Regions from separate parts of the Homo sapiens genome. Here regions 2 and 3 are each linked to region 1. A link is a loop called in an ENCODE intact Hi-C map of the cell type or tissue named here. Cell type or tissue: CD14-positive monocyte. All regions are shown on one strand.

Region 1 (8,000 bases):
CCCAAGATATGTCTAGATGGGCTGCAGAAGATTATGCCATTTTTAGTCCTTTTACTAGGCAAGTTTTTATATTAGAAGGCTAGTTTACACTAAATTGAGGCTTAAAATAATTATAGCTATTGCATCCTATACATCAGGTGAGATTTTATAGTTTAATTCAGGTCGTTTTGGAGTGACAGTGAGTTAGTCCACTTTATCAGCCAGAAATCAGGCAAAAGGCTGGACTGGTTAGAAGTATCAATGGGTGCAGAATTCTTTATCTCAGGACTTTTGAGATCTTTACCTTAGAGATCCCAACATTGTCCCTTTTACTCCAAGTATAGCCACATGCGTAGGATAAAAATAGTGCCACATCTCTGATTTCTCTAATTAATTATTTGGGTCTTGAAATGTTCAGTTTAGCAGAAAATCTTGTATGGTCTTTTGAGGGCTATCTCCTATACCCTCCTCTTTCAATTTTTCAAGAACCTAAGGGGTTTCCTAAGTCCAAGAAGGATAAAAATGACAATCTTTTACCGGTCAGAAGGAAGGGAAGAAAAGGACATTCTAATCATTCTGTTGTTTCCTTTGATTCTTTTCCTGCATTATTGCCGTTAAAAGTGGTTCTGCAGTCTGTTAATGCTTGACTTTTCCCACCAGGATTCGCTTACTAATTCAGAGCCCTCAGTTTTCATGGTGATTCATACATAGACTTCATAGCTATAACTTTTTTTAGTTCACATACATATATGCTCAGCCATTGTTCCCAAAGCACTAGCATCCTGCTCTGACAGCTGGGCATCCTAGCTTTAGCCACACACATAGTGAGAAAATTGACCAACCTTAGCCAGGCGCGGTGGCTCACGCCTGTAATCCCAGCACTTTGGGAGGCCGAGGCGGGCGGATCACGAGGGCAGGAGATCGAGACCATCCTGGCTAACACGGTGAAACCCCGTCTCTACTAAAAATACAAAAAATTAGCCGGGCGAGGTAGCGGGCGCCTGTAGTCCCAGCTACTCAGGAGAGTGAGGCAGGAGAATGGCGTGAACCCAGGGGGCGGAGCCTGCAGTGAGCCGAGATCGCGCCACTGCACTCCAGCCTGGGTGACAGCGAGACTCCGTCTCAAAAAAAAAAAAAAAAAAAGAAAATTGACCAACCTTCCCCCACACTCGAAACCTTCTGTGGAGCCCACATCTTAGCTTAGACTTAGCTGAGGCATTCGTGGTAAGTTATCCTTTGAGGCCCTTGTTTGTCTTTTTTCTGTCAAATAGTAGTTGAGATTGTTCTAAACTGTCAAAGAGGTTAAATAATGTTGCAGAAAGAGATCAGTGTTTTCTTACTCCATTGTTACCAGATCTGTACTCTGAGGCGCCTTTACAGCTGTTTAGCACATTTTCTTAGGGAGTGGAAGGTTCTATATTATCCTTCCCTAGAGCAGTGGGTGCCAATTTGTGTGTTTTCTTTTTCTTTCTTTTTTTTTTTTTTTTCAATATGTGGTTTTATCCTCAAGCAATCTGTTTTCCATAATAATGAAAATCTCCCAAGTTACTTGCATTTCTTTTCTTTTCTTTTTCTTTTTTTTTTTTTTTTTGAGATGGAGTCTTGCTCTGTTGCCCAGGCTGGAGTGCAATAGTGTGATTTCGGCTCACTGCAACCTCCGCCTCCTGGGTTCAAGCAATTATCCCACCTCAGCCTCCCAAGTAGCTGGGATTACGGGCATGCGCCACCACACCTGGGTAATTTTTGTATTTTTAGTAGAGACGATGTTTCACCATGTTTGCCGGGCTGGTCTTGAACTCCTGACCCCAGGTGATCCGCCTGCCTCAGCCTCCCAAAGTGCTGGGATTACAGGCATGAGCCACCATGCCTGGCCTAACGACTTGCATTTCTACCTCAAGTTTTAAAAATATTTTCATATTCTACCTCACAGGAAGCCATTCAACAACAAAGTAGGTTTATTGGGTTTATCAGAGCTAAGTCTCATCCATGACTCATGAGTATTCACGTGTAAAGTAGGTTTTGTCTTTGCTTCAGCAGCACACATCCTAACACTGGAATAATACAGAGAAAATTAGCATTGCTCCTGCATAAGGATGACACACAAATTCATGAAGTGGTTCATATTTTGTGCAGTCCCTGGAGGTCATTTGACAATTTTCTGACTAGCTCCGAGGAAACAGCATGAGTCAAAGCAAAATGGTTGGCACTTAATATTGAAATTGTGATTTTCACTACAAAAATATTCACATACAGTGATCTATGGAATGAGAATGGAGCTGAGTAAAACATGGGATGTTGTGTGCAAATATATTGTTAGTATGTGTCTCAGAAATGAGAAAAATGTCAACTTGCATCTCCTTCATGGAACTTACAAAAAGAGTTTTATCTTTTATGTCAGTTGGAGGTGAACATGGAGATTAAGCATCATTCTAACAAAGATCTACTGGTTCAGAGTTTGAGTCTGTAAAGAAGGAATAGTAGTCCAAGGCAGGTCTTAATATCTATTAGTTTTTTGCCTTTGGTATGATCGATGAGCTCAGTAACAGTAGACAATTAATGTTATCTAATTTAATGAGATAATAGGTTTATAAATAAATGTAGTTACAAACTATGAAATATATGAGATGCCCTAAATTAGAAGCCACAAAGAGTAGAACACCTAATAAACAAAATTAGGACTTAATAATATTTCCCAAGTACCACAACATTTCAATATTAGAACCTACAAAAAATACGCATTGGATATTATTTGCAGTTCCAAGATAGTTTCACCAATAAAGTTCAAGAACAAATTATTTCATTGCTTCGCTATTTTTCTGAACATTCAAAATACGTTATCTCAAGTTTTTATAACAACCTAGTAAAACAAGACAGTAAAATTCTCACTTTTTAGAAGAAGACATTGAACCTAACAAAAGCAACTCATCCAAGAACTAGTAGCTTTTGGTTATGGAGCTAGGGCTTATTCTGAGTTAAGACACTTTCCATTATTGTCAGGCTTGTAGGGTCCAGCCCCACAGGGTCGGTGGGTTTTCTCCCCGTGTGCGGAGACGAGAGAGTGTAGAAATAAAGACACAAGACAAACAGATAAAAGACAGCTGGGCCCGGGGGACCACTACCACCAAGATGCGGAGACCGGTAGTGGCCCAGAATGCCAGGCTGCGCTGATATTTATTGGATACAAGACAAAGGGGCAGGGTAAGGAGTGTGAGCCATTTCCAATGATAGGTAAGGTCACGTGGGTCATGTGTCCACTGGACAGGGGGCTCTTCCCTGCCTGTCAGCCGAGGCAGAAAGACAGAGGAGAGAGACAGCTTATGCCATTATTTCTGCTTATCAGAGACTTTTAGTACTTTCACTAACTTGCTACTACTATCTAAAAGGCAGAGCCAGTGTACAGGATGGAACATGAAGGCGGACTAGGAGCGTGACCACTGAAGCACAGCATCACAGGGAGATGGTTAGGCCTCCGGATAACTGCAGGTTATCAGTCAGGCCCTCCACAAGAGGTGGAGGAGTAGAGTCTTCTCTAAACTCCTCCGGGGAAAGGGAGACTTCCTTTCCCTGTCTGCTAAGTAGCGGGTGTTTTTCCTTAACACTGACGCTACCGCCAGACCACGGTCCGCTTGTCAACGGGCGTCTTCCCACATGCTGGCGCTACAGCTAGACCAAGGAGCCCTCTGGTGGCCCTGTCCAGGCATAACAGACGGCTCGCACTCTTGTCTTCTGGTCACTTCTCACTATGTTCCCTCAGCTCCTATCTAGAGTGAAGATTATTATAATATTGGAATAAAGAGTAATTGCTGCAAACTAATGATGAATGATATTAATACATAATCATATCTATGATCTGTATCTAGTATAACTATTATTTTATATATTTTATTACACTGGAACAGCTTGTGCCCTCGGTCTCTTGCCTTGGCACCTGGATGGCTTGCCGCCCACAAGGCTAATGCAAGTTAATTTACTGAACTATACTGCCTTCAGTTCATGAGTACTTCATGTTATTTTTGCTTAAAGAGAAGTTTGTAGAGCTTACAAATGGGAAGTGTATGGGATAATTAAAATTCTAAAATTAACACTGATATCATTTGAAATACTCTAATAATTTAACATTTTTGGTAATTATTTTTATATCAGTTTTAAAATAGTAATTTTACTTATTTCGTTTTTACACAGCATTCACCAAGTAATGTCTGAATACAAAGAAAATGAGACACCTAGAAATCCTCAAAATAGCAATCCAGGTAAGACTTCTGGTAGTAAATTACTCTTGGTGGTGTTACCATAGATTAACAAATAAGAGCAAGGAAGTTTTAATCACCAAAGAGTAGTTTAAAAGCTCACTATGTAAACTGCACATATACATACACACACATATATATATATATACACACACATATACACATATGTGTGTGTGTTTTAAATTTCTTTTTAGTAGGTTAGATTTCAGATTTAAAAAGTTGTGTGTAGATAATTTATAATCTCAAACAGTATTATCTGAAAGGAATCATTTCTTTAATTGTAGTCCCTAAAATCTTATATGATTTTTTTGTATAAATAAGAAAAAAGATTTTTAAGTTAGTATGTGGTATATTTTATTTATAGTCTCATTATAACAAACTGGATATGTTATGAAATTGGAGCTTCTATTTAATTTTTAAAATAAATGGTTTTTATTGCCGGGCACGGTGTGGCTCATGCCTATAATCCTAGCACTTTGGGAGGCTGAGGCGGGTGGATCACCTGAGGTTGGGAGTTCGAGACCAGCCTGACCAACATGGAGAAACCCTGTCTCTGCTAACAATACAAAGTTAGCTGGGCATGGTGGCGCATGTCTGTAATCCCAGCTACTCGGGAGGCTGAGGCAGGAGAATCGCTTGAACCCGGGAGGTGGAGTTTACCGTGAGCCAAGATCATGCCATTGCACTCCAGCCTGGGCAACAAGAGCAAAACTCCATCTCAAAAAAAAAAAAAAAAGGCTTTTATTTAGTAAATAAATGTCAATTACAGTTGACCTTTGAATAACATAGGATTTAGCAGTACTGACCCCGTGTGCAGCTGAAAACCTGTGTGTAACTTTTGATTCCCCCCAAAATTAGCTACGAATTAGATGACTATTGACCAGGAGCCTTATTCATAACATAAACAGTTAAGACATTTGGTATGTTACGTGTGTTACTATACTATATTCTTACAAGAAAGCAAGCTAGAGAAAAATGGCTATTAAGAATATCATAAGGAATAAAAATATATTTACTATTTATTAAGTGGAAGTGGGTCATCCTCATGGTCTCCAAGTTGAGTAGGCTGAGGAGAAGGAGGAAGAAGGAGATTGGTCTTGCTGTCTCAGGTGGCAGAGGTGGAAGAAAATCTGCATATAATTAGACTGCTGCAGGTTAAACTCCTGTTGTTCAAAGGTCAACTGTATTACATAGTGATTTATGTCACTAAAAAAAGTAACTTTTTAAAACTGGGAACTCAACAATACCTTTCTGGTACCATAAACAAATGTCAATAAGAACTGTAAAACTTATCCAGTGTGCACTAATACTAATAGAAAATTATTTTTTTTGAAGATACCAAGTGTAGAAGTCAGAAAAGCATTTTCTTGTTGAAAAGCACAGGTCATGTTACATATTCTTATACCAACAAGGTCTCACTTATTGACTTCATTCTTCCTAATTTGAAATTGAATGAGATACATTTACTTCATTAGAACAAGATAAGTTCTTCTCTTCACTAGTTAATTGTCATGATAACAGTAATTTTGTTAGAACAAAACACTTTTACCAGTAGCCAAAAGGTTATTGTAACGAATACCAGAAATAGTTCAACTCTAGGCTCAACAAATTATAATAAAAGTATAAAAGTGCTTCGCAATAACAAAAATGCTACTATGCTACCTAGATGTGACACCAAATACATTGTACAGTCTGAACTGTATGAGGACACTTTTAGTTTAGTACATATTAATCGAAGAACTTTTTTTTTTTTTTTTTTTTTGAGACGGAGTCTCGCTCTGTTGCCCAGGCTGGAGTGCAGTGGCGCGATCTCAGCTCACTGCAAGCTGTGCCTCCGGCGTTCACGCCATTCTCCTGCCTCTGCCTCCCGAGTAGCTGGGACTACAGGCGCCTGCCACGACGCCCGGCTAATTTTTTTGTATTTTTAGTAGAGATGGGGTTTCACTGTGTTGGCCAGAATGGTCTCGATCTCCTGACCTCGTGATCCGCCCACCTCGGCCTCCCAAAGTGCTGAGATTACAGGTGTGAGCCACCGCGCCCGGTCTAATCGAAGAACTTTTACAAGTTAGATTTTGCAAGCTACAGGTGAGAAACACGTAGTCTTGGTCTTTAAGGTGCTCATAATAGACTACAGCTGTCCTTATTTCATATCTGTGTGTTTTTTCAAGATTCTTTTTTTTTTTTTTTTGAGACGGAGTCTTGCGCTGTCACCCAGGCTAGATGCCATCTTGGTTCACTGCAACCTCTGCCTTCTGGATTCAAGCAATTCTCCCTGCCTCAGCCTCCTGAGTAGCTGGGATTATAGGCACCCACCACCATGCCCGGCTAATTTTTTTTGTATTTCTAGTAGAGATTGGGTTTCACCATGTTGGCCAGACGTCTCGAACTCCTGACCTCAGGTGATTCACCCGCCTCGGTCTCCCAAAGGGCTGGGATTACAGGTGTGAGCCACCGCACCTGGCCAATAATTTTCAAATAAAATATTTTTATTCATTTATACACTTGTCCATTTAATGAATAAACTATCAAGAGTGTTTTAGGGAGTAAGCTTCTTTTGTTTTCATGTTACAGAATACAAACATTTAAAAATACAGTCAGGGGCTGGGTGTGGTGGCTCAGGCCTGTAATCCCAGCACTTTGGGAGGCTGAGGCTGGCGGATCACCTGAGGTCAGGAGTTGGAGACCAGCCTGACCAACATGGTGAAACCCTGTCTCTACTAAAAATACAAAAATTAGCCAGGTGTGGTGGTACACGCCTGTAATCCCAGCTACTTGGGAGGTTGAGGCAGGAGAATTGCTTGAACCCAGGAGATGGAGGTTGCAGTGAGCCGAGATCGCCCCACTGCATTCCAGCCTGGGCAACAGAGAGACTCTGTCTCAAAAAAAAAAAAAAAAATACAGTCAGGGCTGGGCACGGTCACTCATACCTATAATCCCAGCACTTTGGAAGGCTGAGGCAAAATAATTGCTTGAGCCTAGGAATTTGAGGCCAGCTTGGGTAACACAGTGAGACCACAACTCTACTAAAAATAAAAATAAAAAAATGAAAAAGTTAGCTGGGCGTGGTGGCATGCACCTGTAGTCCCAGCTACTTGGGAGGCTGCATTCCAGCCTGGGCAATGGAGCAAGACCATCTCAAAAAACAAAACAAAAACAAAACAGTCAGGAGTTTGTTATGATCATTTTCATTTATATTATTTGCTACTTCATTCAGTGCCTACTACTATGTGCTGGATGCCGTCTGGAAGTGTATAATGATCACTTATTATGTTAAATATGTGCCAGACACTTGAAGAATGTGGTGAGGAATGAAAGCTGTTAAAAAGTGGGTAGGATTTCAGGTAAGCATGCAGAAGGGGTAGAACTTTTCTAGGTAAAGAGGCAGAAGGATGATGTGGGCAGAAGGAACATCTGACAAGTTTTCATGTTTGGCAGAAGGAACATCTAACAAGATGGCGTGCTTGGGAGAAGGAGCAGCAGGTGCAAAAGGTAAGATGCTTGAGTGAACTTTGCAGGGTTTATGAGCAGTTCTATTTTGCTGTTGCAGAAACTGAGATGGGAGTGGTTGGGAATAGGGAAAAACCTAGGTAAGGCAAGCTCATGATAGACTTTTTAATACTTTATAGTATTAAACTGAGTAGATCTTATCCTGCAGGCTATGGGAAATTTACCAGGTAGAGTGCTTTGGGCTGCAAATACTAAAGGACCTAACTAACAGTGACTAAAACAATAGGAAGCAGAGTTGCTTTGGTGGGTGGTTCAGTGATAACACTG
Region 2 (8,000 bases), 66 kb before region 1:
TGCCTGGGCTCCCCTTGCAGGGCAGACAGTGCCTGGCACTGAGGGGTGCCCCCAGACCCCGCTGGGACTGGATGTGCCGTGGGCAGTGCCTTCCTCCAGCCTCACAACCTTTCTGCTGGGGCTGAAGTTTCTGGGGTCACATGGTCAGAAGGGGCTGAGCTGGTCTTTCACTGCAGGCCCACTCTGAAAGAGAAATCCCATGAAGCCTGTCCTTGCAGAGCCCCTCTGTTTTTGGGGGAACAGGGAGCATTCACAGGGTCTTGGGAACAAAGGCCTGGGCCTCCCCGTTTGAATTTCAGCCCCAGTTCCAGGGCAAGTCCCAGCCACCCAAGCATACTTACCAGTACTGCCCACCACCACCCACTGCCCACCTCTAAGAAGCCCGGCTCTCCTACTCTGCTTCCAGGCTGGGGCCTCACAGGTGGGGCTGTTACCTTCCTCAGGGCTTAGGGAGGGAGGGAGGACATGGACAGGGCCTTCCACCCTGGCTCCTTCACAGGGATGGTAGCTGACCGGTGATGGGTTCATTTGTCACCTTGGACTGTGAGCCACTTCCACTTCTCGCCCCCCAGGCAGGAGCACCCTCACTCCAAGGGCTTGGCCTGGAAAGGCAGGCTCACCTGGGACTCAACGTTCCTTCCCCCGCCGCCACTGTGCCCCCCCGTCCCTCCACCCCAGAAGCCCTGACCTCATTTGGGCACCTTGCTGTCCTCTGGGCTTCTCCTCTGCCCAGGTCACCCTGTGGCAGGCCTGGGCCCTCAGGATGTTTCAAAGGCTCCACAGCTCCACCGCTCCACCTGGCTTCACTCCAGCACCCTGTCCCTGGAGCACCTCTGTCCTGTCTGGGCCAACCTGGTCTCCCTGCCCCATGCCCTCCCCTGGCTCTTAGCAACCTGCCCTTTTATTCATGCCATTTGGGGTCACAGATGCCTAGCTGGACACAGCTCCCAGAACTGGCTCCACCCTGGGGCCTTGCCCCTAGTACCCCCTGGCAGGAGCAACCCACCCCATGGTCGAGGTTCCCCTACCCCTGGATCCTGGACTGAAGCCATTTCCTACAGAGAAGCGTTCCCACCCCCTCTCAGGCACAAAAGCCGGTGTCCAGGGACTCAAGACCTGTACCTGGGGTTGCAGGGGCTCCTGCCCTGCTGTATCCCACCAGGAGGGGGCCCCACTGCCCTTCCGGCCCTTAAAACTGGGCTGGGAGAGAAGATGGGGAAGTGTGTGAGACAAAACAAAGCCGGCTTGTTTCCTCCCCTTGGCAGGCTAAGCTCTCCCGGCAGCCCGGGCTCTGGGGCGGAAGGAGAACAGTGTCATCTCTTCCTTTGTTGATAAATTGCCAAAGAGTGGGAGCAGGTGGGGTCAGGGGCCAGAGTGCAGGGGAGGGGGCAATGGTGGAGGTGGCGGGGGGAAGCAGAGGGAGGTGGGCTGAGGCCTCGGTGGGGCCAGTGCGACGCTGGCTTAAGGAGCTGGAGGGGTTCCTAATACACATTTAATTCAGTTTCTCTTCCCTAAGAGGCTGCCGGAGTTGGGGCCTCCTCCAGCAGAGACCCTCGGACCCCTGCAGGGCCTGGACTTGGGGTGAACAGGGCTTCAGTCAGCGCAAGTATTCCATTTGCATTTGGTAATTTTTCATGCCACCTATTTATGAATATACAAATCTTTATACCAAATCTATTTTTTAAAACATGGAAAAGTTGCCTTTATGGAAACTTGGCAGAGCCAGAGTGTACACATTCCTAAACCATTAAACAGATTTCTATAACAAAAAAAAAAAAAAAATTTTGTAGAGATGGGGTTTCACCATGTTGCCTAGGCTGGTCTCAAACTCTTGGACTCAAGTGATCCGCCTGCCTCGGTCTCCTAAAGTGGTGGGATTACAGGCATGAGCCACTATGCCTAGCCTGGTTTGAGTAATATCTTGATGGTTGATGAAATATTTGATAATTGGATGAGAAGAGAACTGTGTTGTCTCCAGTGATGCTGCAAATGGGTGAGGAGAAATGCTGCCATTTGTGAGGTTTGTGGGCGGCAAGGTTGAAGAAGAGAATAATGAAAAAGCTAGCGTCATCCTCAAGGCCTGTTGATAGTCTTGATTATTGTTTTCTGTGTTTTTACCTCATGGTGCTCAATATGTATTTGTTCAGTGAGCAAATAAATGTAAGGTCAGATTCTGCAAACAAAAGTCAAAGAAATCTTACTTCCTGGAAAAGTTAGCCCAATTAAGTGCAGCTTTCCAGTCACCCCTCCTGGCTCCATTTTATTTCAGCTGTAAGGGATCCGAGAGACTTTAGCCCAAGGTGTTTCTTCAAAGCAATAAGTGGAAATGTTTCCCCACATTAAGACTGCACAGACGAACTGTCATGACCAGGCTCTTGGTCCCCTGTGGACGCATCCCACTTGGTGTCCTGGTTACCTGGGCTATCTTGGGCTGACCTCATCATTCTAGTAGTGATGGCCTGGCAGAGACATTAAAAGGCTTCTTCATGGAGTCTGGCTGGTTTCACATCCTGGCTTTGCTGGGTTAGATTGGAGAAGTGACTTAACTTCTTAGTGACTCCATTTGCTCATTTGTAAAATGGGTATAGTAATAGCTCCCGTCTCATAGGATCATTGTGAAGATTAAACAGAACAATCCAGGTAACGCATGCAGGAGGGTATCTTGCACACAATATGCAGTAAATGTTAGCCATTATGATGGAGATTATAGTTGTCTTTGATTAATGCAAATTAACAAATTTACTTACTAAATTTAATTTGACATTCTTTGAAAATATGCTCTCTCTCTCTCTCTCTCTCTCTGTGTGTGTGTGTGTGTGTGTGTGTGTATTGAAAGACAGAGAGAGACTGGTGTTTGGTGGTGAAAGTTTTGGGCCCACGTAGGCCAGCATCCTTTTCAGTTGAAGTTGTGCTTGTGGGAGGTGAAATGACTTGCCCAAGGCAATACCACTAGGAATAGCCCAGGTAAGTTTAAATACTATGTTTTTTGACTCTCAACCCAGTGACTTTTCCACTATATCTCATTTCCAGGCATTGCTGGTTCGTTTTTTTCGAAAATCATTCCAAATTATATTCCAATTCGACTTTCTTCAAGTTCATCCCAGAAAAGCAAAGGCCGGGCACTTGAACAAGAACAGCTGTCAGCCTGGGGCGAGGGGGCAGTGTTGGTGGGGGCTGGAGCGGGGCCGGACTCTAATTGGTCCACGGCCTCGGCCCGACTATCAAATCAGCAGAGCCTGCGTCATCACGTCGTTGCCTGGGCTGCCGTCCGCGGAAATTTGAAATGGCTGACGGGTCGCTGACGGGCGGCGGTCTGGAGGCAGCGGCCATGGCGCCGGAGCGCATGGGCTGGGCGGTGGAGCAGGAGCTGGCGTCTCTGGAGAAAGGTGAGCTCTCCATGCCGGGGCCGAGGAGCCGCCTCTGAGCGGAGGCCTGGGGCGTCGGGACCCTAGGAGGGCGCCTGGGTCGCGGGCCTTCCGGACCCGTCTGTCCAGGGTGGCGGGAACGGCGGTGCGCGGCCGGGACCCAGTGACGGGACCTCAAAGTCGGGCGGTACCCAGGGGTGGGGGACTCCCTCTCTTCCCTATCCGCATCTCCCACTCTCCCTGCACTCTCTGGCCTCCGCCCGCCCCGAGGTTGGAGGGAGCTGGATTGGGCCAGGAATTCCCTATCTGGATGGGTTTTGCGGGAACTGTGCATTTACTGTTGCTCAAGGGGCCATTTTTTCATCTGCATCTCAAAGGAGATCACGAACCACACTTCCCTTTTCCGAAGAAGAGAAAAGCTTGAACCCTTGGCTTAGATGGCTGTCCTGTGCACGGAGGGTAGTGACGTGTCCAAAGTGAGGAGCGCCAACTTGGGCCGGAGTCCAGAAATAGAACCGGGGTCTTCTAGTTCTCTGCCCTTTCTTCCTCCTCATAGAGTTTCATTACTATTTTTTTTTTCTGATATTTTAAGCTGGTTCATGTTTTTACGTTAACACTTTCGGTTGTATTGTGTAGCAGAGAGTCCCAACAAAGTGAGAAAACATAAGTGTGACAATTCCACTATTAACCCACCTATCCAACTGGCAAAAGTCACTTGGCTTCAGTTTTCCCATCTGGAAGACTATGCCAATGGTTGTACTTGTGGTGAAGTTGAAGTGAAATAAAGTTTTTAAAGTGGCTGCAAAAATAAATACTGCATGGCATCGCTTATATTGGGAATCTAAAAAAGAGGAAGTTTCAGAAAGAGAGTAGAGTGGTAGTTGCCAGTGGGTTGGGGGAATGGGGAGATGCTGGGCAAAGGGTCCAAAGTTTCAGTTATGCAGTGTGAATAGTTCTGGGGATCTGATGTACATACAGCATGGTGACTATAGTTAATAATACTGTATTATTATTACAGTATTAATAGGCAATGACGTGATGGTGCAATGCGACACAAATTTTGTACTTGAAATTTGCTAACAGAGTAGATCATAAGTGTTCACACCACACACACACAAAAGGTAACTATGCGAGGTGATGGAAATATTAATTCACTTTACTGTGGTAATCATTTCATAATGTATAGGTATATCAAAACATCATGTTACACACTTTATTTTTTATTTTATTTTATTTTTTTTGAGGCAGAGTCTCACTCTGTTGCCCAGGCTGGAGTGCAGTGGCACACAATGTCAGCTCACTGCAACCTCTGCCTCCCGGGTTCAAATGATTCTCCTGCCTCAGCCTCCCAAGTAGCTGGGATTATAGGCGCCCGCCACCACACCCAGCTAATTTTTGTATTTTTAGTAGAGACGGGGTTTCACCCTGTTGGCCAGGCTGGTGTCGAGCTCCTAACCTCAGGTGATCCGCCCATCTCGGCCTCCCAAAGTGCTGAGATTACAGGTGTGAGCCACCGTGCCTGGCCATCAGGTTATACACTTTAAATGTATATAACTTCTATATGTTAATTATACCTCCATAAAGCTATAAAGAATGGTGCTGGAAAAAAAAAGAATGGTGCTGAAGTACTACTATTTCTTTAACAAACATATACATTATGTAATAGGCACTGTTGTAAATTATTAACAATTAATCTTCTTAATTGAAGTGGATGTACTATTATCTTCCCTTTATAGGTGAGGAAGCTGAGGCATTGTCACATAACCAGTAAGGTACTGATGCCTTCTAAGGTTCATGTGCATCAGTGTTTGTGAGCAGTAGACCCTTGAGTACACTTTGGTCATCTGTGGGTCAAGTACTTCTGGTGGCCTGAACAGGGACAAAGAAATGGAAGGAAGGGGGAAAGGGAAGGAGAAAATCAAGGGGGAGGGAGAAAAAAGGTATCTGCTAACAGCTCAGATACCTTCCCTGAAACCACTTCTGGAGACTACTCTACATTCTAAATGCTACCCTTTTTAGCATTGCTTATTTAGTAGTTGTTTCATTTATTAAAAACATTACATAGAATTAGATATGCCACTGGCTGAATCATACCTTATGAAACATTATATACAGCCCAAACCTAATGTGATTTGCATTTTCTGATCTTTTCCTTAGACACAGTCATTGAAATTAGTGAGGAGGAATCTAATAACCTTACTGAAGTAAACCTTATGGATTATTAAGACTCTCGTCCCTGTTTATTGAGGGGCGATTGACAGACTGATATTGTAGGAAATAAAGGGAGGGCTTAACCCATCTGAGAGGAAGTCAGCTCCCTTTCTTAAAGGAGCTTTATGGAATTGCTTTGGAAAATAAATAACTAAGATACTTGATTATTATCACTGGCTAACTGTAGTATAAATCACAGGCTGTATGCTTTGTAGGAGATCTTGAGTGATTTCCACTGAATTAAAAATCAACTGTCTTCCAGCTGGATGTGGTGGTGCATGTCTGTAGTCCTAGTTACTCAGGAGGCTGAGACAGGAGGGTAGCTTGAGTCCAGGAGTTTGAGGTTGCGGTGAGCTATGATCGCACCACTGCACTCCAGCCTAGGTGACAGAGTGAGACCGTTTCTAAAACAAAAACAAAAACAGCCTTCTACTTCTCCCCAAAACCTCACAGAACAACAACAAAAATCTAACTGTGAAAGATCTTAAGCGCTTATTGTTTTGAAGTAGAATTTGGATTTTGAAATATTTTTAAGTTTGGAAAACTAGTTTCTTCTCACAATGGTAGAGGTAAGTAGACTATTCATATTCAAATTCTTGTTTGTATTTTGTTTGGGATTTCTATGCAAGGATATGAAAATAGAAGCATTCAAATAAGGCACTGGAGCTTGCTTATTTTTGCTTTTTTTTTTTAGGTTTGTTCCAAGATGAAGATTCATGCAGTGATTGTAGCTACCGTGATAAACCAGGTTCTAGTTTACAAAGTTTTATGCCAGAAGGAAAAACCTTTTTCCCAGAAATTTTCCAAACAAATCAACTTTTGTTCTATGAGCGATTCAGAGCCTATCAAGATTACATTTTAGGTGAGTAGGTTTTTTGCTTTTTTTTTTTGAGATGGAGTTTCGCTCTTGTTGTCCAGGCTGGAGTGCGATGGTGCGATCTCGGCTCACCGCAACCTCCGCCTCCCAGGTTCAGGTGATTCTCCTGCCTCAGCCTCCCTAGTAGCTGGGATTACAGGCATGCGCCATACCACCAGATAATTTTGTGTTTTTACTAGAGACGGGGTTTCTCCATTTTCGTCAGGCTGGTCTTGAACTCCCGACCTCAGGTGATCCCCCTGCCTCGGCCTCCCAAAGTGCTGGGATTATAGGCATGAGCCACTGCCTGGCTGGTTTTTTGCATCTTTTATCTTTTTAGTTTGCAAGTAGATTATCTATTTCAGTCCCTCAGATTGCCAGTTGTTTCTGAGAAAGTGGATTTATTAACTTCCCTCTGCTTTATGCATTCTCAATTCTTCCTGTGTTTAATTTGTTTGTAGCTGACTGCAAGGCCTCTGAGGTACAGGAATTCACAGCTGAGTTCTTGGAGAAGGTCCTTGAGCCATCTGGATGGCGGGCAGTCTGGCACACTAATGTGTTCAAGGTGCTGGTTGAGGTAAGGTTAATTTTGTTATTAGACCTTTGTCTCTAGCTTTAAGCACTTTACTTCAGACTGTTATATCCAAAGTGCTTATTTTTAATTAAAGTTTATGAGCTGATTCAAATAGCATGTTTTTCACATCTAATTGCCATGTTGTAGGAAGTGTTCTGCAAATTTTAAAGGCAACTGAGGAGTTGTTACCAGGGAATTAAACTGGTTCAAATTAATTAAAAGAAGGTATTTGAGATCACTTAAAAAATTAGGCCTAATTATGAAGTTAATGGTTTCAAAAAAGTGTTTAACTTCTTAATTGTAATTCGTTAAGCAGCTCAAACCTAAGAGGCATTTTTATTTATTTATTTTTTTTAAGATGAAGTCTCACTGTGTTGCTCAGGCTGGAGTGCAGTGGGACGATCTCGGCTCACTGCAACCTCTGCTAAGAGGCATTTTTAAACTAGCCCAGTTTTTGCCTAGCAAATTTGTTTATATGTGGTTAATCTCTTGACAGTGTGTCCCATTGCAGAATGTAAAAACAGTCTTATTCTTCTTCTCACTAGGCCTTTTAGATTACATTTGCATTCTAATTACAGCTTTGAATTTTTCTCAGTGTTTGTTAACTGACCACAAAAAGCCCTAGTAAACTAAAATGTCAAACCAGGGAGTGTGAATACAAGTTGTTGCTGCAGCTCCCTTAGAAAATGGCATCACATACTACAGTGATTATGTACAAGGCAGTGGATTGCAGCTATTGCTTGTGAGTTTTAAAATTTTGGATTGTGCTAATATTTTTTGGTTGAAGTTCAGGCCTATTCATTTGGTTATGATAAGTGCCCCCCCGCCAATCAGTTCTCCGAAAACAATGAAAGTCATTGTTTTAAAACAGAAGCATGCCATTTCTCTGCTTAAAACTCCTAAGATATTGTCTTTACCAAGGGCTTAGTGTTGGCTTTATGGCTTCTCATTGTATAGAAAACACTTAAAATCCAAGCTCCTTCAGATGTCCTTC
Region 3 (8,000 bases), 54 kb before region 1:
AGGTACAACGGCTCTGAGGCAGGAGAGGCGCAATAGGGCCAGATTATGAATCTATTTATAGTACCACGTTCAGGACTTCTTTTTGAGGGCTAAAAGGGAGCCAGCAGAGGTTTTTTCAATCGAGTAGAGGCATGCTTAAGTTCATTACAACAACAACAACAACAACAACAAAAGACTCCACTAGAGGGTGAAGGGACTAACAGCCCAATCTACAATAATTAGGAGATGGCTGGTTTCATTTTCAGTGCTTCCTTTTCACAGCAGAACTTCTTGAAAGAGTTATATATAATCACAGTCTATACTTCCTGGTGTCTCAGTAACTCTTCTACCCTGACCTCATCTCTGAAATTATGCTCAAAGACTTCCATGTTCTTGTATTCAGTCAACGTTTCACTGATCTCATCCTGCCTCTGATCTCATCTTGCTTAACGTCTTGACATTCTAGGTATTTGATCATTCCCATCTTCTTCACACCCTCTCCTCTCAGCTTCTGGGACACCACTGTTCAGCTGGTGTCTTACTGGCTTGCTTTCTCAGTCATCTTGGCCAGCTTTTCCTCTCATGCTCAAACTTTAGAATGTCAGAGTTACCCAGGGATCAGTCCTAGGCCATCTACTGTTTTTTCCCTAATCAACCTTGGAACCACTTTGGAATCACCTGAGGAATTTCTTTATAAAAGTATTCCAACCAATACATGAAGAAAGTGATAGAATATCAGTATTTTGTAACCACTAATGAAATAAAGGTTCTAGACAGTGAACATCGATGACTGCTGCAACCATTAGGGAAAGAGAACTTTATAGAGGGTGGATCAGGTTGACAACCTGTATCTGTTGATCAATCTGAACCTCACAAAAAGACATGGCCAGGCATTGTAATAAAGTCCTCAGTTACTGTTGTTGGTAGGTTCTTAGAAACTGTGATGTTAATGAAACCAATTTTACCATAGGCTGACTGATATAAACAAAAGTTAAAGTTTCTACAGCATATTTCTGGTCATGAAAACATCATCAAACTTCTAAATAAAGACCCCAAACAATTCTAATCTTAAACATTGAAATAAATGTGAACTATATATACATTAAGAAATATTAATGCAAACAAGATAATTATTGACCCAATTTCCAATTTTTGGTGAAACAGTGAGTGACAGTGGTCATTGTGGTGACGAGTAAATCAAGGAATAAATGTTTGCAAAGCGGAAATTATAAGGAGCACCTCCTGCCATCACCCACTTCAAAACAATGACAAACATAGTGGGCTCACTGAGCGATTTCATGCCACAGCATTCATTGTTGTGCATTTGTATGATTATTGTATACTTTATGAATTTTTGTTTGACAGTAATTTGTATTCATTCACTTTCCAACCTGCTTATTCCAGTTCAGGGTTGCAGGTGGCCAAAGCCTATTCCCGTAGTTCAGGGTGCAAGGCAGGAACCAGCTGTGGACAGGAGCCCATTTCATCACAGAGTGCACTCACACACCCACACTCAGACTGGGACAAGGTAGACACAGAATTCACCTCATGTGCGCATCTTTGGGATGTGGGAGGAAATCAGAGTACCTGGAGAAAACCCATGCGGACATGGGAAAAATGTACATACTCCACACAGACAGTGGCTTTGGCCAGGAATGAGGCTCTGCTCTTCCTGCTTCTTGACTGAAGTACATTACACCTCCCTTGAAGTATTCTTGCAAAAAATCCTTCCTGAAGGCCTGCAGGTCTGTAGATCTTACTGTCAGTTTACTAGAAATAACATAAAGTACATGTTAAATGACCCATGGGGACTGGGTGCACCTGTAATTGTAGCACTCTGGGAGGCCAAGGTGGGCGGATCATTTTAGCCCAGGAGTTCGAGACCAGCCTAGACAACATGGCGAAACCCCATCTCTACTGAAAATACAAAAAATAGCAGGGCGTGGTAGCGCGTGCCTGTAATCCCAGCTACTCGGGAGGCTGAGGCAGGAGAATCGCTTGAACCCAGGAGGCGGAGGCTGCAGTGAGCCGAGGTCATGCTACTACTGCACTCCATCCTGGGCAACAGAGCACCACACTGTCTCAAAAAAAAAAAAAAAAAAAAAAAAAAAAATTGACCCCATGGGGATGTAATCACCAAAATTTAGAGTGGGGGAAATTAGTCAATAAATTGCAAGGGAAAAAAGAGGGAGAGGTAATGTGTAGGCTAACAGCGATTTAAGAAATGTGTCAGTCAAAGGGCAGAAGCGGACCCTCATTTGGTGCCTGATTGGAACAAGTCAACTGTGAAAGAGCAGCAGGAGACAATTAGGGGAATTTGAACACTGGATATTTGGTAATATTAAGGAATTAAAACTTTTGGTATAAAGATTTATTTTAGAGATACATACTAAAAATTTGTGAATGATTTGATGTGTGTGAGATTGGTTCAAAATAATCCAGTATATTTGGGAGACTGAAGTGGGTGGGTTGCCTGAGGTCAGTTTGAGACCAGCCTGGCCAACATAGTGAAACCCTATCTCTACGAAAAATACAAAAAATTAGCTGGGCGTGGTGGCGGGTGCCTGTAATCTGAGCTACTAGGGAGGCTGAGGCAGGAGAATTACTTGAACCCAGGAGCTGGAGGTTCCAGTGAGACGAGATCGCACCGTTGCACTCCAGCCTGGGCAACAAGAGCAAAACTCCATCTGAAAAAAAAAAAAATCCAATATCAAGATGGTGGGGGAGGAGAGCAGAGGGTGCCTGGGTGAGGCAGAGATGAAATAAGACTGTGAGTTGGTAATTGTTGAAGCTGCCTCATGATACATGGTATTCATCATACTATTTTCTCTGTTGTTGTATATGTTTAGGATTTTCCATAATAAATTTGTTAAATCACTTGGAGAGCTTTAAAAAAATATGGATACAACTGGGCACGGTGGCTCATGCCTGTAATCCCAGCACTTTGGGAGACCGAGGCAGGGGGGATCACCTAAGGTCAGGAGTTCAAGACCAGCCTGGCCAACATGGCAAAATGCCTCTCTACTAAAAGTACAAAAATAAGCCAGGCGTGGTGGCGGTTGCCTGTAATCCCAGCTGCTCAGGAGGCTGAGGCAGGAGAATTGCTCGAACCCAGGAGGCAGAGGTTGCAGTGAGCCAAGATGGCGCCACTGCACTCCAGCCTGGGCCACAAGAGCGAGACTCCATCTCAAAAAAAAAAAAAAAAAAAAAAAAAAGAAAAGAAAAGTGTGGATGCTGATGATTCCCTTGCACCTTCCCCACCCCACCAGATTCTGATTGCTTGGTCTGGGAGAGGGAACTAATTGTTCTTGTTTTTAAATTTATTTATTTTGAGAAAGAATCTCACTGTGTTGCCCAGGCTGGAGTGCAGTGGTGCGATCTCGCTTCACTGCAGCCCCGGCCTCCCAGTTCAAGCGATTCTTGTGCCTTGGCTTCTTGAGTAGCTGGAATTGCAGGGGAATCAATTTTTAAAAGTGTCCCAGGGAACTCCAATGTACAATGAGGGTTGAGAACCACTGCCTTATGATTATGTCCTTACGTGATCTTATACATTGCTTTAACACCATCAATGTGTTGATAGCTACCAGGTTTATGTTTCCAGCCCTGACCTTTCCCTGGAGCTTTGGGCTGTATATTCCTCTGTTATTTTCAATCCCAAACCTGTTTCTCTCTCAGTGTTTTTTGTCTCAACAAATGGCACTACCATCCAGCCAGGTACTGGTGGTCAATAAATAATTCTTCCAATAAAAAGAAAGTCCTGGCTGGGCGCGGTGGCTCATGCCTGTAATCCCAGCACTTTGGGAGTCCGAGGCGGGTGAATCATGAGGTCAGGAGTTTGAGACCAGCCTGGCCAACATGGTGAATCCCCATCTCTACTAAAAATACAAAAAATTAGCTGGGTGTGGTGGTGGGTGCCATCTCAGCTACTCGGGAGGCTGAGGCAGGAGAATCACTTGAACCCAGGAGGCGGAGGTTGCAGTGAGCCAAGATCACGCCATTGCACTCCAGCCCCAGAGACAGAGTGAGACTGTGTCTCAAAAAAAAAAAAAAAAAAGTCCTAACAAAACCAGTGTGGAGAAACTTCTCTTCTTTAGCTGATCCAAAAAAGGTCTCTATGTTGTGTGACTCATGACTATCAACCATAGCAAATATGCAGCATTCTCTAAGATATGAGAATTGTTTTGATTTACTCTTTAGCTCTCACCCCTCCAAAATCCTAATGTTTTGAGCCAGTGATAGAATTTGAATGATACTAAGTTCCATTTCAGATTTTTCTACCAAAACATTTGGAGGAGTTGGGATGAAGAAGAGGAGGATGAATACGATTATTTTGTCAGATGTGTTGAACCTCGATTAAGATTGTAAGTATTTATTGCTGACCTTGTTGTACATGTTGGAAAAATAGTTACCCATGGTTTAATTTTGCCTGTGTGAGATACACACACACACACACACCCACACTCACTCACTCACTCTCTCTCTCTGATTTTCTTTCCAGGATCTCATAGACAGAAATAAACTGATGTACAAATTGTACCACCCCTTGACAAGTCATTAAATGAAACTTGTACAAGTGCAGAGAAACTTGCTTTTAGTGTTTATAAATTGAGTCTAAAAGCAGGAAGTTCAAGAACATCTAAATTAGTAGCTCACTGTTTTGTTAATTTGAATAAAATTCAATTGAACATTGAACTAGTGGGTTAAGAAGCCCTTTGTTAAATTCGATTGTTTGAAAAACAGTGACATTATTTGAATTATAGAAGACTTTTTGGCTTTAATTTTGTAAAGAATACTTTAAAGGTATATGGCTTTACTCTAAGTTTCTGCAGTGAAACACAGCAGGCTGAACTAGCAGATCTACCTTAGGATATTTTGTCAGCCTCCTGCCTTAAATCTTAATGACCTTATTAAATGTGGCATTTATCTCCCCACTAGATGGTGCTTTAAGACCAGTAATTTTTTCTTGTATTCATAAGCAGTAACTTCATAGGCAATGCTGCAATAATAATAAAATTATAAATTGCACTCCAAAAAAATAATTGTAGAAGGTAATTTTTTCCCTGGGTGAAAGATGATTTTTTTCCCCCCGTTTGAAAGATGATTTTTTTCCCCTGTGTGAAAGATGAGATGAGAAGATAAGGCAGTAAGCCTTTACATTTTTGTGGAACTCAAGTCGATTTAGTGAGTTTCTCTTGGCTTAAATAGTAAATAATAATAAAATAAAAAATGTGTGAGGCCCGGCATGGTGACTCACACCTGTAATCCCAGTAATTTGGGAGGCTGAAGGAGGAAGACAACTTTTTTGAGACAAGCTCTCACTCTGTTGCCCAGGCTGGAGTGCAGCAGTGTGATGTCACTCACTGCAGCCTCAATCTCCTGGGCTCAAGTGTCCCTCCCACCTCAGCCTCCTGACTAGCTGTGAATACAGGTGCATGCCACCACACCGAGCTAATTTTTGTATTTTTAGTAGAGACAGGGTTTCACCATGTTGGCCAGGCTGGTCTCGAACTCCTGACCTCAAGTGATTTGCCTGCCTCCGCCTCCCAAAGTGCTGGGATTACAGGACTGCGCCACCGTGCCCAGCCCGGGAAGACCTCTTGACCTTAGGAGTTTGAGACCAGCCTGGGCAACATAGTGAGACCCCACCTCTACGAAACCTAAAAAAAAAAATTAGCTGGGTGTGTTAGGGCATGCCTCTAGTCCCAGCTGCTGGGGAGGCTGAGGCAGGAAGATTGCTTGAGTCCAGGAGTTTGAAGCTGCAATGAGCTGTGATTGAACCACTGCACTCCAGCCTAGGTGACAGAGCAAGACTTTGTCTCAAAAAAAAAAAAAAAGTTTGAAAGTCTGATTAATAGTTCTACCTGGTTTAGAATTATGTATGTGTGATTTTAGCTCTTCGTAAATGGGCTATGATTTCTATTTAGGCTTTCCAGTTTTTCCATTGTGCATTTCCTATTTTTCCATAGCATATTCAATAAAATCCCAAAATTTCAATAAGCTTGAGTATTTTCTAGGTTTGATACCTTTGCTCTTAAAAAGAAATGATTGATTTTGATTGACATGAAATATGATAAGGGAACATAACGTATATCGGACAAATTCAATCTTTACTTGGAAAAAAATTGTATTCTGATTTGATAGCCTTGCATGTGCTAACGACAAGCAATGACTTACATGCATAGCTTGTACATCACTGGCAGATGGGATGGCATAAGGGAGGAATCGTGTGTAGTTTTGCAGAAGACACGGTGGTACTTGATGGAGAGACTGGAATGTTATCAAATGTAGGCAGACTTAAAAAAGGTCTCTGGGCTAAGATAGGAGTGGGGCTATCAACAGGCAAGATCAAACCAGAGTGTCTGGATTTTGTACTGTGCAGTAAATTTTTCCTTTCTGCTTCAAAACACACTGCTTATATGTGACTAAAGGAGGTCTGAAAAAAACCAACACTGCTTCAGAACTTCGGGATCTGTGACACAAATGTTACTTCATTGCTTTTAGACTATGAAGTATCAATATAATGAAAAGAAATGAAAAGAAATAAGCTAACGGGCATGGATACTGGAAGTGCTAAGAGACTTATTTTAAAATTTGAGTCTTAATCTTCACAACTTAGTAGAACATGGTTTCATCCTCAATTTCTTTTTTTTATTTTTAAAATTTTTAAATTTTTTTGTTTTTCCCTTTTTTTTTCACAGCTGTTCACTCAGTTTCTTTCGGATTAACCAAAGTAGACAAAATCCTTGCTTTTCAAGCTTCACCTAATTCACTTACTTGAAAAGCGGGAAAAGTTTCTTTTTTATTCATTCAAAATGTTTAAGTGTTCATAGTCTGATGTAAATTTGTTTAAGATATGGTTCTATCTTGCATTTGTTTTTCCCTATCTTATTTAGAGCATGACTAAATTAAAAAAAAACAACATCATTTAAGGCAATCGTTCTCACTCTTGGCTACACATTAGCATCCCCAGGGAACTTAAAAAAATACCCTTGTATGTCCAGAGACCCATTTAATTGGTCTGGATGGGGCCCTGAGCATCTGTTTGTTTGTTTGTTTGTTTTTTGAGACAGGGTCTTGCTCTGTTGCCCAGGCTGGAGTACGGAGTACAGTGGCATAATTAGATCTCACAGCAGCCTTGACCCCTGGGGCTCAAGCCATCCTCCCACCTCAGCCTCCCAAGTAGCTGAGACTACAAGTGCATGCCATCACACCAGGCTCATTTTTGTATTTTTGTAGTGACAGGGTTTTGCCATGTTGCCCAGGCTGGCCTCAAACTCCTGGGCTCAAGTGATCTGCCTGCCTTGGCCTCCCAAAGTGCTGGGATTACAGGTGTGAGCCACTGTGCCTGGCCTATTTTACTTTATTTTTAAACCCATTAATTTTATATCTGTTAACTTGATTGTGCATTTACAAATTATTTTATTGCATCTAGAAATACTCTGTATTCTGTTTTTATATTTGAGAAAGTTTATAAATTAATACATTTGAAGTGCCAGTATGGTTGTCCAGTACAAGGTCATTTTGTTTCAGTCACTCTCTAGATTAGTAATGGCACCTTTTTTTCCCCCTCGGAATCTCAAGGGCTTATTTTTTGAAATTCTTTAATAATCTTCCTTAGGGAATATTCAGCATAATTTTGTGCCATAGTGCTTTAAATGGAAGGAGGGACTAGATTGTTTGAGTCATTTCTACTTTTTGATCCTATAAATATGATAACCTTAAAAAAATTTTTAAAGTCGTATTCAGATCCATGAAAAATATAGTAATCTTAAACATTGTTGTGAAACAATTTGAGAAACTGCTCTCCCTACCCCTACTCCCAAATTGCCCCCTGCCACCTTCTTATTAAGCTTTTGAATCTAATATATGAGAAGAAAATAATTTCTTATTAAATAATAAAATTGTGTAACCTGAACTTTCAGTGTTTCTAAAGCACAAATGCTTGGATCCAAGAAAGAAAGTAAAAACTCCTCAAGAGCAGAAAAATTAGTGACCTTAAGGAAGTGGTGCTTTAAATTTTC

What was found. A loop is a pair of places that touch in the nucleus more often than their neighbours do. Peaks named below come from ENCODE experiments on the same cell type or tissue, not always from the same donor. Only the 100,000 strongest peaks of a DNase experiment are listed, where the experiment ranks them.
Region 2: it touches region 1 in a loop (19-fold over the local background); 8 of 110 quality-filtered maps call a loop at or near these places.
Region 3: it touches region 1 in a loop (2.4-fold over the local background); 73 of 110 quality-filtered maps call a loop at or near these places.

The regions. Positions count from the first base shown.
Region 1 is chr16:46,550,196-46,558,195 of GRCh38, reverse strand. It overlaps the pseudogene ANKRD26P1 and the pseudogene RNU6-845P. Among named protein-coding and RNA genes, the nearest start is that of SHCBP1, 67 kb to the left of the region's middle. In CD14-positive monocyte, a CTCF peak has its summit at 3,682 (motif pointing left); a DNase peak (open chromatin) is centred at 3,635; H3K27me3 peaks cover 843 bases.
Region 2 is chr16:46,616,643-46,624,642 of GRCh38, reverse strand. SHCBP1 (SHC binding and spindle associated 1) reads left to right here and starts at 3,264. Exons shown (of 13, transcript NM_024745.5): 1 at 3,264-3,386; 2 at 6,271-6,438; 3 at 6,894-7,009. The coding sequence starts at 3,284. It also overlaps the pseudogene RAB43P1. RefSeq lists enhancers at 2,946-3,532, 3,533-4,121. In CD14-positive monocyte, no CTCF peak of the experiment used is centred here; DNase peaks (open chromatin) are centred at 3,232 and 3,802; H3K4me3 peaks cover 2,557 bases; H3K27ac peaks cover 3,529 bases.
Region 3 is chr16:46,604,637-46,612,636 of GRCh38, reverse strand. SHCBP1 (SHC binding and spindle associated 1) reads left to right here. Exons shown (of 13, transcript NM_024745.5): 5 at 4,248-4,340. Among named protein-coding and RNA genes, the nearest start is that of SHCBP1, 13 kb to the left of the region's middle. RefSeq lists an enhancer at 452-551. In CD14-positive monocyte, a CTCF peak has its summit at 4,897 (motif pointing right); no DNase peak of the experiment used is centred here; H3K27ac peaks cover 1,906 bases.